2 separate regions of the Mus musculus genome follow, and region 2 is linked to region 1. A link is a loop called in an ENCODE intact Hi-C map of the cell type or tissue named here. Cell type or tissue: left cerebral cortex. All regions are shown on one strand.

What was found. A loop is a pair of places that touch in the nucleus more often than their neighbours do. Peaks named below come from ENCODE experiments on the same cell type or tissue, not always from the same donor. Only the 100,000 strongest peaks of a DNase experiment are listed, where the experiment ranks them.
Region 2: it touches region 1 in a loop (5-fold over the local background); 2 of 42 quality-filtered maps call a loop at or near these places.

What each region holds. Positions count from the first base shown.
Region 1 is chr14:93,185,866-93,193,865 of GRCm38, reverse strand. All of the region lies in intron 4 of Pcdh9 (protocadherin 9), which reads left to right. Among named protein-coding and RNA genes, the nearest start is that of Gm23509, 52 kb to the right of the region's middle. In left cerebral cortex, no CTCF peak of the experiment used is centred here; a DNase peak (open chromatin) is centred at 4,147.
Region 2 is chr14:93,233,865-93,241,864 of GRCm38, reverse strand. The region is part of intron 4 of Pcdh9 (protocadherin 9); the gene reads left to right. Among named protein-coding and RNA genes, the nearest start is that of Gm23509, 100 kb to the right of the region's middle. In left cerebral cortex, a CTCF peak has its summit at 3,062; a DNase peak (open chromatin) is centred at 5,420.

The sequences.
Region 1 (8,000 bases):
CAGTCTCTGTCTTTCTGTTTCAAAACCTAAGCAAACCTTTTTTAAACAGGGTCTATATTTAAAAGCCAGGTTCTCATTAGGTTTTGTATAGTGCTTTCAGCCAAATAATCCTTACAAACTGTCTAAGAAGAAAATATATAGAGCCATCAAACAAAATCCATATATTTGAGTCTCATTCAAGTTTGTTTTCCTGAAACAGAACATGAACAAAGGCAAAAGAAAGGTCTGTTTTTTCTAGGACTCAGTAAGTATTTAATGAGGTTTAGTTTCAGGTTTAAGTAGCTGTTGAAAAGAAGTAAAGAAGAAATCTGTAAAATTAATGCCACAAAGTGAGAGAATATCTCTTCCCTAGCCACTGAAGATAATTAACTAAAAGAATCTGTAGGCTATCTTAGAGACAAGCTGTGGCTCTTTAGAGTCTAGCCAGAGGCAGGAACCCACATGCTGGGCAAAGAAATGTCACAGAAGGTTCTGACCAAAGAAATAATTTTATTGATATTTTACTTTTACCTACAAGAGAAAAGCTTAGTTAAGTCAGATGTTCTATCTTTATTCATATTTGTTTTCTATGGATGTGAGTGTATCAGTTTATCTGTATGTATGTGTGTGTGAGAGAGAGGGAGAGGGAGGGGGGAAAGGGAGAGGGAGAAAGTGAGGGAGAGAGGGGGAAAAGGGAGAGGGAGAGGGAGAGAGAGAGGGAGCAGGAGAAGGAGAGAGGGAGAGGGAGAGGAGTTTGAAGATATTCTAAGCTTTATGTGTTTTGGTTTATTTGTTAAGCAGTAGTTGAGCAAGTTAGAGATTTAGAGATTGACAAATATATTTAAGACACTATTTATGACTATTTCACCTATTAAAAACCATTTAAACTCTTAGATTGACTAAATAAAACTAAAAACTAAACCATGCAGTGCAGGAATGACCTAAGTGTAAACCTTAAAAGATTCTGCTAAACTTCATGCCTTCCATTTCAAAGATCATTTCAGGTTCTTGAGGCCTTAGGAAAGTAGTTGTCAAGTAGTCACCTGATGACAAACGTGAAGATAGATAGCTACAAGATGAGACACTGAAAATGTCACCAAATAAAGCCTTCCAGTAAGACAGCACTAAGCACTTTGGCCTACAGAGAAAGCCTTCACAGGAGCTAGACAAAAACTGCTCCCTTGAGCTCATTGATGAAAGACTAAGACTAAAAATCTCAGTAGTATTAATGGCAACAGATGTTCTTTTGTGAAGAACAAGTTTCTAAGTTGTGGCCTTGTATCAAGCACGCACAACTTCTCTTTGGAAGTACACAGAAGGGATGCAAACGACAGGATACCTCTACCCATTCTTTGTGTTCAGTCAACAGAATCATTATACATTTGCATAATTGTTTGAAGTTTTTAAAGACAAGACAGTTGTGTCTTTGTGACAGATACTGGCTATATTTTAACTTATCAAGAGTGCATGTAACTGATGAAGAAGTAAATCAATTTGGGCAGTAAAAAAAATTATGAAACAGTCGTTACAGAAACAAACATCACAGACATGTCTTTATAGGTTTTGAACTGGATTTAAATACACACAAGTACATATTATGAAATTGTGCTGTTCCTAGAGATATGCAGGAGCAAGCAATTAATAACATGAATAGTTCAGTTCCCCTCATCTAGGTTGGGAGGTAAACAACTGGTTTCTAGCCCCTACAAACCTCTATAATCACAGGTAAGTAAGGATACAGAAACACTCAGAAATACATGTAGTCAAAAATAAAATAAACCTTACCAAAATATGCTACAAGTATATATACATATCTTGTATATATCTATCTAAGTAAGTAAATCAGTGACAGATGTGAAAAGGAGGCAATACTATGTTATTTGGCATAATTATAAAGCATAGTGCATCAGTCAAGCCCTAGTAATGAAGATCACTGTCAATAACTCCAAAGAATAGAATTTAAAAAAAAAAAAAGTATAAGACTTAAATTAGTCTCAGTACACTTTTTTTTCAACTGGAGGTGATTAAAGTCTAAAATACTCAAGATTAAAAAACACTCCTCCATTGTTGGTGGGATTGCAAGCTGGTACAAGCACTCTGGAAATCAGTTTGGAGGTTCCTCAGAAAATTGGACATAGTGTTACCTGAGGACCAAGCTATACCACTCCTGTGCATATACTCAGAATATGCCCCGACACATAACAAAAACACATGCTTCACTACATTCACAGTAGCCTTATTATAATAGCCAGAAGCTGGAAAGTACCCAGATGTCCCTCAACAGAAGAATGGATATAGAAAATGAGTTACATTTACACAATGGCATACTACTCAGCTATTAAAAACAATGAATTTATGAAGTTCTTAGGCAAATGGATGGAACTAGAAAATATTATCCTAAGTGAGGTACACACATCGCAGAAGAACACTCATGGTATGTACTCATTGATACGTGGATATTAGCTCAAAAGCTCAGAATACCCAAGATATAATTCACAGAGCACATGAAACTCAAGAAGAAGGAAGACCAAAGTGTGGGTGCTTTGGTCCTTCTTAGAAGGGGAACATAATGTTCATGGGAGCAAATACAGAGAAAAAGTGTGGAGCAGAGACTGAAGGAAAGGCCATCCAGAGACTTCCCCACCTGGATATCCATCCCATATACAGTCACCAAACGCAGACATTATTGTGAATGCTAAGAAGGAGCTCTTGACTCTAGCTGCATAGGTATCAAAAGATGGCCTTGTAGGCCATCACTGGAAAGAGAGGCCCATTGGACTTGCAAACTTTATATGCCCCAGTACAGGGGAACGCTAGGGCCAAAAAGGGGGATTGGGTAGGTAGGGGAGTTGGGGGGTGGGTATGGGGGATTTTTGGGATAGCATTGGAAATGTAAATGAGGAAAATACCTAATTAAAAGAAGAAGAAGAAGAAGAAGAAGAAGAAGAAGAAGAAGAAGAAGAAGAAGAAGAAGAAGAAGAAGAAGAAGAAGAAGAAGAAGAAGAAGAAGAAGAAGAAGAAGAAGAAGAAGAAGAAGAAGAAGTGGTGCATGCTCTCAGGAACCTGTTATAGCTGTCTCCAGAGAGGCTCTGCCTGAGCCTGTCAAATACAGAGGCGAATGCTTGCATCCAACCATTGGACTGAGCTTGGGATCCCCAATGGAGAAGTTAGAGAAAGGACTGAAGGAGGTGAAGAGATTCGCAGCCCATAGGAGGAACAACAATATCAACCAACCAGACCTCCCAGAGCTCCCAGGACTAAACCACCAACCAAGAAGTATACATGGAGGGACCCATGACTCCATCCACATGTGTAGCAGAGGATGGCCTTGCTGGGCATCAGTGGGAGAAGAGGCCCTTGTTCCTGAGAAGTCTCAATGCCCCAGTGTAGGGGAATGCAAGAGTGGGGATGCAGGAGTAGGTAGGATGGTTGAGGAACACCCTCATAGAAGCAGGGGGAGGGGGAAGGGATAGAGGGTTTCTGGAGGTGGGAAATGGGAAAGGAGATAACATTTGAAATGTAAATTAAGAAAATATCCAATAAAAAATTGAAGACCACTAAAGGTTAAGGGAAAAATAATTATAAATAATTGTGTTTGCATAAGTTATTTTTCTATCTTTATTGAATTTACTATAAATATTTTAGATGATTATAGGTTATGTAATTTCTCTTCAATGACAATTACTGAAAAATTTTCAAAATTTCTCCATGTAGTCTGCTTGATATATAGGTGTCATACAATTCTTCCTCATGATTTGTCAGTGTGTTAAAAATCACGTATTTATGCATGCTTAGTGGTATCTTTGGCATTTGTTTTGCAAGGGAGTACATTTGATCCTCAGTTACCAGTTAATGGGCTCAAGTCTAACTAGTAAATCAGGTTTATTAGGACAAAATTTCATCATGTTTGTCTTGAGATGCTGATCTCTCTTGGAACAAGTCTGTATCACGAGGTTCCTTACATATTTCCCTGAGGATTCGTTGTTGTCTCGATTCCTCTTTTTTAAATTTGACATTTTCATCTGAGAAATGCATGCCATTGATGCTCAGTGTTAGAACTTGGTTATAGTATAACTAATCCCTAAAATCACCACGGTTTAACACAATGTTCTCATGTGAAACCTTTGAAAGCTGTAGCTCTGCATCAACTCAGCTTTGCTTCTGCTTCCCATTCTCATCGGCTTGACACAGCTCTCATGATGACATCACTGCAGCATGGATTAGCACAGCCAGCGTTGGCCCTGGATGGGACACCTTTGCTTTGCATAAAGGGTTCCCTGATCTTAGTGTGCTGCTTTATTTTATTATGGTTTTCATTACTGCCTTTTTTTCCTTATTAATAAACCAAACTGAAAAACTGCTCAGTTCAACTCAAGAGAAGTTAGTGGTAATGTAAATGGTGTATTCCTGGATTTCACTAAAATGACTGCAGATTTTGTTTTCAAAAAGTTTTACATCATTCACAGGCATATAATTCTTTTAATTACTTCCACGAAAAGCCATATTGCTTCTTTTGTATATATTCCACACATTCTATAAAATGGAAATTGACAAAGTAATTTTGTCAAATGAAAAATAATTATATTATATAAACTTGTTAAGGGTGCAGCAATCATTTCACAGGCCTAATTAATGTATAAGACAAAATGTCCATAAAGGCAAAATAATTATATATATATATGTACACACACACACACATATATATATTCCATATATGTTCATATATATAATTCATATATATGTTAATTTTAAAGCTTGTATAGTATATACCTAGGCAAAATTCTGAATATTAATTGCATGTCACATATCCCCATATGTGCAAACATAAGGGGCGAGTGTGGGTTCTACAGTACACTTAGATTATGTACTTAGTCATACATTTTGACATTCTGTAATCATACTCTAAATATTCCAAATAAGTTTTTCCTCCAACATATGAAGTCCAAATCTTAATGTTGATAAGGATGAATTGGGACTTTTCAGGTTGATATATGTGCATGGTAGAGGCTCAGTAAAACCTGTGAAAGAAATGTAATCATCTACCTTTAGCAGTTCCATGTATTATTTTATAATTGTAACATTTTCTAATTTGAAAAACTGTAATTAATTTGTGAGACAATTGCAATATTAGGAAATAATTCATCAACCTTTAAGGTTCAAGTTTACAGACAGTAGTAGGTGATGCAATTATTAACACTACAATCAACACTATAGATTGATCCTTTATCACTGGAAATACTTTAATGGTTGGATAGTCTGGTTAAAAATCAACAAGAGACGAATTGGGGGGCTGGGGAGAGTGGAGAAACAGAAAATGAAAGTAGCTTCCAGTTTTCCCCAAGCCATAATTCAACTTTTCAAGAACACTGTTTAACTGTCAGGACTGAACAGCTTCAAATCCATCATCCGCCTTTCTATTCCACTTTCCAGCAGAATGGATTTTTTTTTTAAAGTGACAGATATCAGTGTTTCACAATTGATTTTGTGACCACATAAATAACACAGATTGCAGACACATTTTACATGGAATGCAATGGCAGATCTGTGAAGGTTACATGTACATATCTAGGAATCCTTTAGTCAATGTGTAACAAATATTATAAAGTATCTTTCACAAAACAGTAGTCAATTTATTTCATTCTATGTGATTTTACCAACCCCTACAAATAACTCAATTATTTTAATAATGTATCTACAGAAAAGGAAATAAAATTAACAGAATCCAAGGACAATTCTGGGAGCAGAGTTTGGATTTAAAAATACATGTTTATTCAGAATCTTCACCTGTGATATGAAGCTAGATTGTATTATTGGGCAAACTATTTGTGCATTAATAAAATCCTTTCATGTTACTCTATAACTATTATCAAGTGACTGCATTTGAGTTTCTCAATATCAGTGCCAGAAAAGCTATTCAAATAATTGACTTTTCTAACAAAACTTTCTGAAATCTCATATGCCAAAGATAGTAGAGAAATAGAAGTTTACTTTTCTGTCTCCAACATTATTATGATTTACACTACCTAATACTTCTAATTCTGTCCATACATTACATAAACAAAAACCAAATACGTTCAAATGAAAGGAGTGTTTGTAAGTACAACGACAAACATGAGTATACACAAGTGATATGAATTTCTAGTGCTTAAATCTCTATTAAGGGCCTTCTGAGCTATTCAAATAAATAGTATGAAATCACTGGGCACACACACTTTCAGACTACTGTTTCTTTGGTGAGGCCATTTTTTTCTGATTGCATAGATATTCTCTTCTTTGTGATTGCATAGATATTCTCTTCTTTGACCCTAGTTTACTCAAATCTACGATTCCTTTATGGTATTTATGTATTCCTATAAGAGAAAATTTCAAATGAAGCCAACATATATCCTTTTGTGTAGTTTACCCATTTAAAAAAAAAGAACTCAATGAACAAGTTCAAAGCAGACACTTCTGCATACTTCTGTGTATTTCAGATGAATTAATGAGTTTCAACAAAATTGTCGATTTCATAGATTTTCATGTACGTTACAAAGAATAATTTTTCTATCACCAGACATAGTGATTACATTACCCCTAAAATCATAGAGAACCTCTATAGTGTCCAGAAATTCCACCTGGACTAAACATCTGGAAGATAACGATCATTGATGTCCAGTTGAGTCAGAAGCAAAGAGAGACGCATAGAAAGTATAGGTAAATAACACAGGACCATCCTTTTACATTATTTTTTATTTTATTTTCGCAATAAACTTTTAACTTCATTTCACATTATTGATCTCAAGATGTTGCCTGTTTTAGTTGTTGTTGTTGTTTATATTTGATGTATTTGTATTACAATATTTATCCCTTTCTTTTCTGCCCTTCAAATCCTTCCATAAACTCTGACCTGTATGCCATGAAATTCATGAGCTCTTTTTATCAATTGTTAAGGCAAGCCTATGTGTATTTGTGTATACATATATGTTGGCTACAGTTTGAAATTAATTTTGTTCAGTATTAAGAAGGTGACTTAGTCTAAAATCTCAAATTAATCTAATATACTCAAGAGTAGTCAGAAGTAATCTAATATATAATGGATTAAAAGTTAAAGAATACAAAAATAAATGATGTCATAGAAATGTCAGTTATGCTGATACTATCAAATTGCTGTGTTTTGTGTATCTCTGGTGTTTCTAGTCCATAACTCTTTTAAGTTACTCTGCATTTTCCCCATACAGAACCCGCTGGAGTGGAGGCTCTAATTTATCAGTCATCCTGTGACACGTCTTGGCTTTACTCAGAAGCCTTTATGAGAATTGGAGTGTACATTACCATTCACTTTGTTTCAACTATTCCGTAAACCAAGTATTTCAGGGTAGCTCACTTTTGAGTGGTAAAAAATGAGGGGGAATTGTATCACAAAGTGTCCCGAGAGCCTTTGCTTTCTCTGCATGGTGGATATTCGTGGTTTTCAGATTTTATCCTGGAAGTAGAAGAGCCATACAAGGAGACTGCTGTAAGCAGAATAAGATTATAAGACAAAGAAAAAGAAAAAAGGCCCACTGTTAAAGGAACATTCTATATTTGTATATCACCAGCCAAAAGAGCTTTGAATATCATTATTACTTTGGGCATAGTTTGACCTTTATTATTTCATGTAGGCAAGTACATTACAAAATAATAAATTCACCCTTTATCTGCAAAAAGATAAAAGTAGTCAAGCCATAGAATTTCTGGCTTTCGCTAGCAAGATGGGTTATTTAACACAGGAGCTTTGTGTTTCTTTTTTGTTTTACTTGTTCATGTGTATATGTTCCTCAGAATGACTTGTGATTTTGATACAATATTTTGTGAAGTGTCTTTGCTAATAGCTTTTGCTTTGGATATCTTTCAAACCTTATACAGAAGAAAAGATTTTAGATTTTGCTTAATTTGGGAGATCGAGTAGGAGGCGGCAGATTATGATTGTCAATTACTCTTTCAGAGACAGAACATTTGTAATTAGATATGCAATTAACTTTGAATAACTGAACACTGAACTG
Region 2 (8,000 bases), 48 kb before region 1:
CTACAAAGGGACCAAACTTTCACTTCATCGGCCATTTGTTTCTAATGCAGGTCTGAGAGATGTTGAAGACAGGTGTGATAATAAATAGCGCTCCTCTGCCACTATTGCCATGTCTTATGACTAGATAGTAATTGTTATTTACATGACTACTTTTGATATAATAGCATCTTGTGTATTTTCTTTTGAGGAATCATCATATATTTAGTAACTCAAAAAATTAAGCACTCTAAATGTATTTGTTTCACATGTATTAAGAAACATGTCTGTAAACACAGAAATAAAGTTTTAGTGCCTAATAACTTTTCTTTAATTAAAAAAATGATGTTTTACATGAAAGATAGATCTTTTCTTTAACGTATAATGGATGCACATTTGGTAGAAAATGGAATGTTTTACCTTATATATTTATTAGCTCTGGATATTTAGGTTACTGGTTCATTTCAAAGACATTTCTTTTTATTGTGATGAAAACATTCAAAATGTTATAATATGTATTAATAAATTTTGTGCTATGACAGTTTAAGATATGTATAAAATTCTTTAATTGTTCTCTCCTGGCCAACTTTATTTCCTCTTGCCTGTGCTGTATCCCTTTCTGTTATAATTTTCTCTTTCAATATTTATGATACTAGTTCCTGTTTGAACTATGTGATTGGTTCTGAGTCGTTCACATGCTTGGAACACTGTTTTTACATATCCTTAAAAATAGAATAGAAAAAAGTAATCCTTATAAACTATTGACCTTATGGGATTCACCAGACAATCTGTTGTTCAATTTTAATATTCAAAGGCAAAGGAGATTAAAAACTTTTATTCTAGGCATTAGAAATATACTCAAATAGACTTCCATTATCATCACGTCAGTAATGTAAAAACAAAAAAAAAAAAAAACAAACAAAAAAAAAAAACAAAAAAGGAGATTGAAATATTCAATGCAGGGAGGAAGAAAACAATTGCTTATGATTCCAATGACTATCCACAATTTATATCACATGCACAAAATGTTGAATTTAAAGATAAAGGAGAGTACAACTTTTTTAATTTAAAGAAAATTAATACAAAGTTAGATATTTGTATGTTGAGGGTTTTTTTTTCTTCCCTTCATTTTGTCTAAATAATTTAAATAAAATACTGTCTGTCTATATTTTCCATGAAAGTTTAATACAGTAAACTGTGCATGCTTATTAAATAGGGAAGCAAATGACAGTACAGATATATATTTGAAATACTTAGCTGTGTTCTCCAAGAGATGGCCTGTAAACTGATGGCCTTCTGAAAACAGATTGCCTTTATCTTCAGTCATCTTTGGCATCCCAGCCCCGCCCATGTCTAGGAGATCATAGTGAGTGAAGCTCCTCCTCAGGCTTGACTGTCACTCAAGGCCTCTTGCTCACAGCGACAGCTGTTCAAGTCTATTGATGCACTATTGACATCCCATGGCCATCTGCTGGTGACAGAGAAAGTATCAATGATTTATCTTTTAAATGCCATTCACAATAAAAGTGTTTTCATTCAAATCAATCATTTTTTACGTTTAGAACATAAAGAGATCCCCTTGTTGAGAATACAAATTTTATACTAAGTTATATATCATTTTGTTTCAAGTGCCTGTAACTCCACAGGAGCAAAACAGAATATCATTTAAAAAAAAAAAGGCACCTGTGGTTACTTTGGATAAGATGAGATTTATCTCTGAATATCCAATGCATCAAGGAATAAATTAAAGTGAATTAAATAGTATATTTGCAAAATGGAGAGACAGAGACAGAAACAGACGCAGAGAGACAGAGACATGCCTTTCGCAAGGAAACTAACAATTTAACTTAAATATATATTGATTTTAGGCATTTCAATTTAAAATAACTCTGAACCTTGGGCTGTACAGATTTTTTTTTTGCCTTACCCAGCATTTTAAAATCAAATCTCGGGTGTTCTTCCTCTGTGCTTGCATATTTCATAGTGAAATAACATTATCCTGTCTCTAAAGAGTATACAGTACAAAGATTCCAGTTACTGAGTACACTTCCCTCTTTTTGATGGCAATGGAGAACTGACTTACTTCATAGATCTTAACACTATTTGTTTTTACTAAACAACAGTCTTGTCCAAGTTGGTGCCTCAGCCCTGCCAAACAGGAAGGAGTAATGTGAGGCCAACTTTCCACAGGAGATGTCAGAACGATGCCCAATTAACGAGTTGTAGAATGTGCCATATGCAGAAACATGCTACACTGGGGATGGATATGGACCCGAAGATTCAGGTGCTGCTCCAGAGTGGGCATCTAAAGACATGTGGGATGTGCATGAGGACTGAGTCAGGAATAACACAGTGTTAGCTTATACCACAAGGTCGACACAGCAATCTCTATTTTGGACATGCTGGTTTCAAGGTATCTCGGGGGAACAAAGATAAGATGCCTGAGGTTTGAAGGATTGTGTGTTGTGTATAGAAGCCAAATGGTAATGGTTTGACTCACAAAAGAGAGAACCATTGCACGTCTTAAGAGAATCTGACTAAGCAGAAATGAGTGAGCCCGCTAAAGAAGGGTCTGCCCTGCGCTCCTGGATTTGTTTTGTTGTGAAATTACACAGGAACAAAAACCAGGAGGAAGGGATAGGTTGTGTATGAACGTGAAAAGTGCATGCTTTTGAACACACAAAACCAGAATTGATAAGGGAAGAATTCAAAGGAACTCTAAAGTGATGGGAAACTTGGGGATAACTCAGGGATGATATGGTTGGTGATCATGAGCAGGTAGTTAAAATCAACTTCAAAATAAAGGAAAACAAAAGAGAATTTGTCTGACATTAATTCTCAAATTCATAGTAACAACAAACTAATGGATTGTGAGAATTTTGTTACATGTGGAATATAAACACACACACACACGTGCATGCACACACACACACTTGCGATTTCAAACAGAAATTTACCCTATTTTTAAATAAAGAATCTAACAAAGATAAAGAATAAAATAATAAAACAATAAATCTACTTTTAAAGATCTAGTCTCTAGATCTTACTCACTTGCAATGTATCACTTTGAAACTTACAAGGGTCTGCTTGATTTACTCGAAACTCCTTGTGGCCACTTTGGGCATCTGTCTTCTCCCAGGAGACCTGATTTAGCACTAGGGGTGTTGTGTGTCTCACTTTGCTTTTTTTTTCTCTCTTCAGGTTTTTTTATTAATAGCTTTGTAATTTCATATTTCTCTATGCCATCCTACAGGTCTAAATTATAATATCACTATGAATATTCTCTGTTCACTGAATAGTGAAATAAGGCTTGGAATTTGTCACATTTGCTTGTCTCTTCTTTCAAATGAATTTTAAAATTATTATGTCTTTATTTTAGTTTTCCCAAAAGTATGATAATGGCATTGCACATTAATTCAGATTAGTGTGAATATTTCTACACAGGCTTATAGGACATCTGACCAATCCCTTTATCAACACACACATTGTAATACAGTTCCAGACTTTAGTAATCACTTTATTACATCAGCTCAAGTTGCTTTAAGCATTCAAGTAGGAAATCAAGAATACAGTATCCTCTAGGTTCATGTTCCCTTCAAAAGAATGGATGTTATTTTTCTAATGGGTCAGAAATGTTCAACTGGTTGTACGGTATACACACACACACACATGTACACACACACAATCACACTATAATTTCTTTATCCATTCGTGCACTTGTTAAGAATATTGGTTGATTTTAAGTCCTCACTGATATGAATAATGCAGTAATACATATTAGCACTTTGTAACCTCTTTCTTGTTCTGATGATATTCACCCTGAAGATGTCCCATAAAATGGATATGTAATTTAAAGGGACACTCCACCCTACCCTGCATAAATCTCTACTACTTTAAACCACACTGTGCAAATTGCCTTTATTTCACATCGTTAGGTATTTATTTAATTTAAGCTGTCTTGATGCTGATTAAGACATACTAATATATAATACTAATTTGAGTGAGACAACTCATTGAACTTGACATTAACTTTTCTGGATGACTACTAATATCAAACAATTGCACATACTTGTATTCCATTTATATTTCAGTGTGGAGAGTCGATGTCTACCCATATGACTTACCCATCTTAAGTTATATATTTCATATGAAAGTTTTGAATTCTTCATCTAGTCTGAATGTTAATTTTTGCAGATGGAGAACTACAAAGTATCTCCCTTTCTGCACTTTTAAGTTTCCCTCGGTTGTACAGTTTTACTATGAGAGATAATCCTATTTGTATCTTTCAGTATTGTTTCTCAAATTTATGGAATATAATGGTGCTGATGACTGTTCTAGAGTTAAGTGTTCTGAAGCACTAATGTCAAAAGGAATTGTTATTTTCCTGTGGCAGAATAAATGCAGATATTACATTAAATGAAGTGTAATGAATAAATTGTTTGGAATTTCTGATGCCCAAGGAATTTCACTCAAATAAATTCAGTAATTATTGTATATGATTTCTAAATGTTTTTGTACATACGGAATCAATTACATATGGAATATTTTCAAATATTTTGGTTGATTTCAGTTCTTTGCTTTTAATGAATACTAGAGCTTATAAAGTCTGTGAAAAAGTATTTTGCAAGTTCTTCTTAGTAACAAAAAATTATGAAATCTTTAAAACACACTTTCACCCTTTATTAACTTGCTTCTCTCCACTTTCTACTTGAGATCTGAATAACAACACATATTTAATCATTCTTTAGTGTGATTTAGCTTTGCTGCTTCTGATCACATGACTCTGATCAGCAATAGAGGCAGCATTAATTGGAATTCAACTTATAGTAGGAGATGTATTCAGTTTTAAACCTGTAAGAACATTCTGTTGGGTACATCATTTTAAGCTTAAATATATTTTCACATGTTTTATCTTACAAGTAAAAAACATAACCAACTGGTTTCCAAGTGATAGGTTAACAGGTAACAGTGCTGATTACATGTGTACTTGAAAATTGGTTTCCCAGTACCCATAAAGTTGCTTCCAGATGCCTGAATCTTCAGTGACAGGATTCCCTACTCCCTCTTACAACTACAGTCATCACTTGTATGTACATGGTGCACATCAACACAGTCAAGATCATCCACATAAAATAAATAGATACATAATTTAAAAACAGCATCTTTGGAAAGGATTACCTTACTATGTTTCTGCAAAGAAATTGAGGTTCAAAGACTGGCTGTAGGGAGTCTGCACTCTATCAAATATTTTCTAAACAGTAAGGAAAGAAGTATTATACACAGAAGTAGTGCTAGTTACTCTCTTTCTCCTTACATTTGCTATCCTCACTGGCTCTGCCCCTCATCCCTATAGAGCGGAAGGTGTGTGAATTATTCTACTGCATCTCTTGACTCATCATATATCTTTTGTGTATATGTTAAAATCATTTGCATCTGAGCTCAGGGAAATAACCATGCTCCTTGAAGAATGCCAGATGCTGCTACGCAAATGAGTCACTGTAGTTTTCAGCAACTCTATTGTCAGTTCATTTTTCCCTTATCACCTTCTTTCTTTGGGCAAGTCTCTCAGTGGCTCACCTGTATCAAAGTCGAAACAATAGTGCCTATTTTTCAGGATTACTCTGAAAATGAAATGAGTACGTGTTATACAGTATGGTAGCATAATGTAAGTGCCATATGATTGTAAATTCTCACAATGCTGATGATGAGGATGGAGATGGGGAATAATGATGGAGCATTTTCACAGAAAGGTGAAGGGACTGAAAGAGCAAATCAAAGAATGAGGTGAAGTAGGAGTGTACTTTCCAACAACTTGCTTAGAGTCCACCTTACCTCATTTGATCGAATGACAATTTGAAGTCAGACTCTATCATCACTATGCCTTCTCTTTTTGGACTCTGATGCCAAAGTCAGGCACTAAGACTCACTATGACCGCACGACCTTATGCTGTTTATCAGTAACGAAGTAGAATAGCCATGAAGTTTGGAGATGAAATTACTGATGATGATGATGATGATGATAATGATAATAATAATAATAATAATAATAATAATAATAATACTTTTAAAGGATAATCTTGGACTTACTCTCCTTCTTCATCTTCTAAATTGCCAGCATGACTACTTGGCATCTTGATGGCCCTCTAATATGCTCCTAGGAACAAGAAATTATCAACAACTTGATAGCAGTGTTTTAATCCCTACAGGGTTATTAGTGAAAGTTCTGCTTTATTGGTGACATGCCTGGAGGCAGCACATAGTCTGAGTTGCAGCTGTCCCTCTAACTTCTGCTTCCGTGATCACAATTCCTCTTTCTTTTTCCTTCCATGTGTCTCTGGTGTGCTTCTTTTAGTAGGATACGTCTCATTTGAGTTGCATTTACTCATGGGAAACTCAAAAGACTTCATCTCCAGTTCTGAAACTCACTGCGCAAGCTAGAACCTCCCAGTTTACTTCGTAAGCCATGGTCAGGGAATGGAATTCTTATTGGGCGTTCACTCAGTCTCTTGAAAGTATTTGTAGGGTATGTGGAATTTATTTTTTTCAGAAGCAATTGAAACAGCTTTTCACCATACTCAATTTTGTAGTTACTGTATCTCCTTAATAATGGATACCAGGCAATTTTATTTGGATTTTCATTCAAACCATCACATTTCCTGCTCCTACCACTCACCATGTTTATATAACTTTGCAGTCTATGTAGCATAGGCTACATAGTTATAAACAGATCTGTGGTGTTTTCTGAAACAAAAATAAATATAGGACTTCCTTGTATTTTGGCACAAGCTTCCATTGAGTCTCTGGAAATTCCTGATACAAATTGGTTTAAAATGCCCCTATTAATTATTATTCTGTGACTAATATATAGAAAACTTTTAGCATAATAAACAAAAGTTTATCATGTTATATTTTTTCTTCGAGTTTAATGAAAAATATGGAATTAATACTAGAAAAATGTGGTTATTCTTGCACAAAAATAAGGTATAAAAATGTACCTCTATTTGCAGGTCTTAGAAGAGATATCATATGTTAAAATGCTCAATAAAGATACCTCAGTAATGTGCTTGCTTTGTTAAATATGCTTTCCTTTATCAGTTTTTAATTGCACATCCAGACATTTAAATGTAACTACTCTCTGTCTGTCATCTAAAACCCACAGTAGGATGAGTAGATGTTGCTAAGTAACATATGCATTGCCTCGCAGTAAACAATTTCATGGTTAGAACAGTTAGTACCTCCTCTTTTATTTTTCTTATGTTTGGTCCTGACAACGGACTTCCCCTAGCAACAATTTCACATAGTAAGGGTTTGATCATGTGGAGTGTAAAACTAAGCCTGACTGGATATAAAATGTTTTCCAATGTGGTACAGATCAGTCTTGTTGTCAGTGTCCTGAAGACTCAGCACAACACTGGTCTCGACCACATTTTCACTTACTGTAACAGTATCTGTGCCCTCACAGAAAGGTGCTTCTTCTGACAGTTTTTATAAAATTGAAATTCTGCTTTTGCAAGCTCTGAAAGAATGTGTGATGTTCATAAAAGCAGTTTTCTTATTCCATCTTCAAAGAGGTGACTGTTTTTTGAGTGACTGACAGAGAGCACAATTCTGCATCTTGTGGCAGAGACTGCCGACCTCATCATGGCCCATTTCCTTTCAAATTGTGCAAGGAAAAAAATGATAAAAAAAATATGAAGGAAATGTTTCAGAAACAATCTTTCATGTTTCTAACCACGTTACACAACACATGGAAAGGCTAATACTGTATTTTATCTCAGTTAGTGCAACTCAAAGCGGTGTTTTCAAAAGACATGAAAAAAGATTTAAATGCAGGTCTTGGTTTAATTTAGAACTGATTGCTCATTAATCTTTGGAATAGGTATCCAAGCTGTCTTCCAAATGAAGGGGAGGCTGTTGGCTGCTTACCCTAAACCCTACTGTGCTGTTTTCAATTTGTTTTTCCGTATGATATTTAGTCTTTCATTCACTGTTTAATACTAAACATTAATGGGGAAATATTGCTT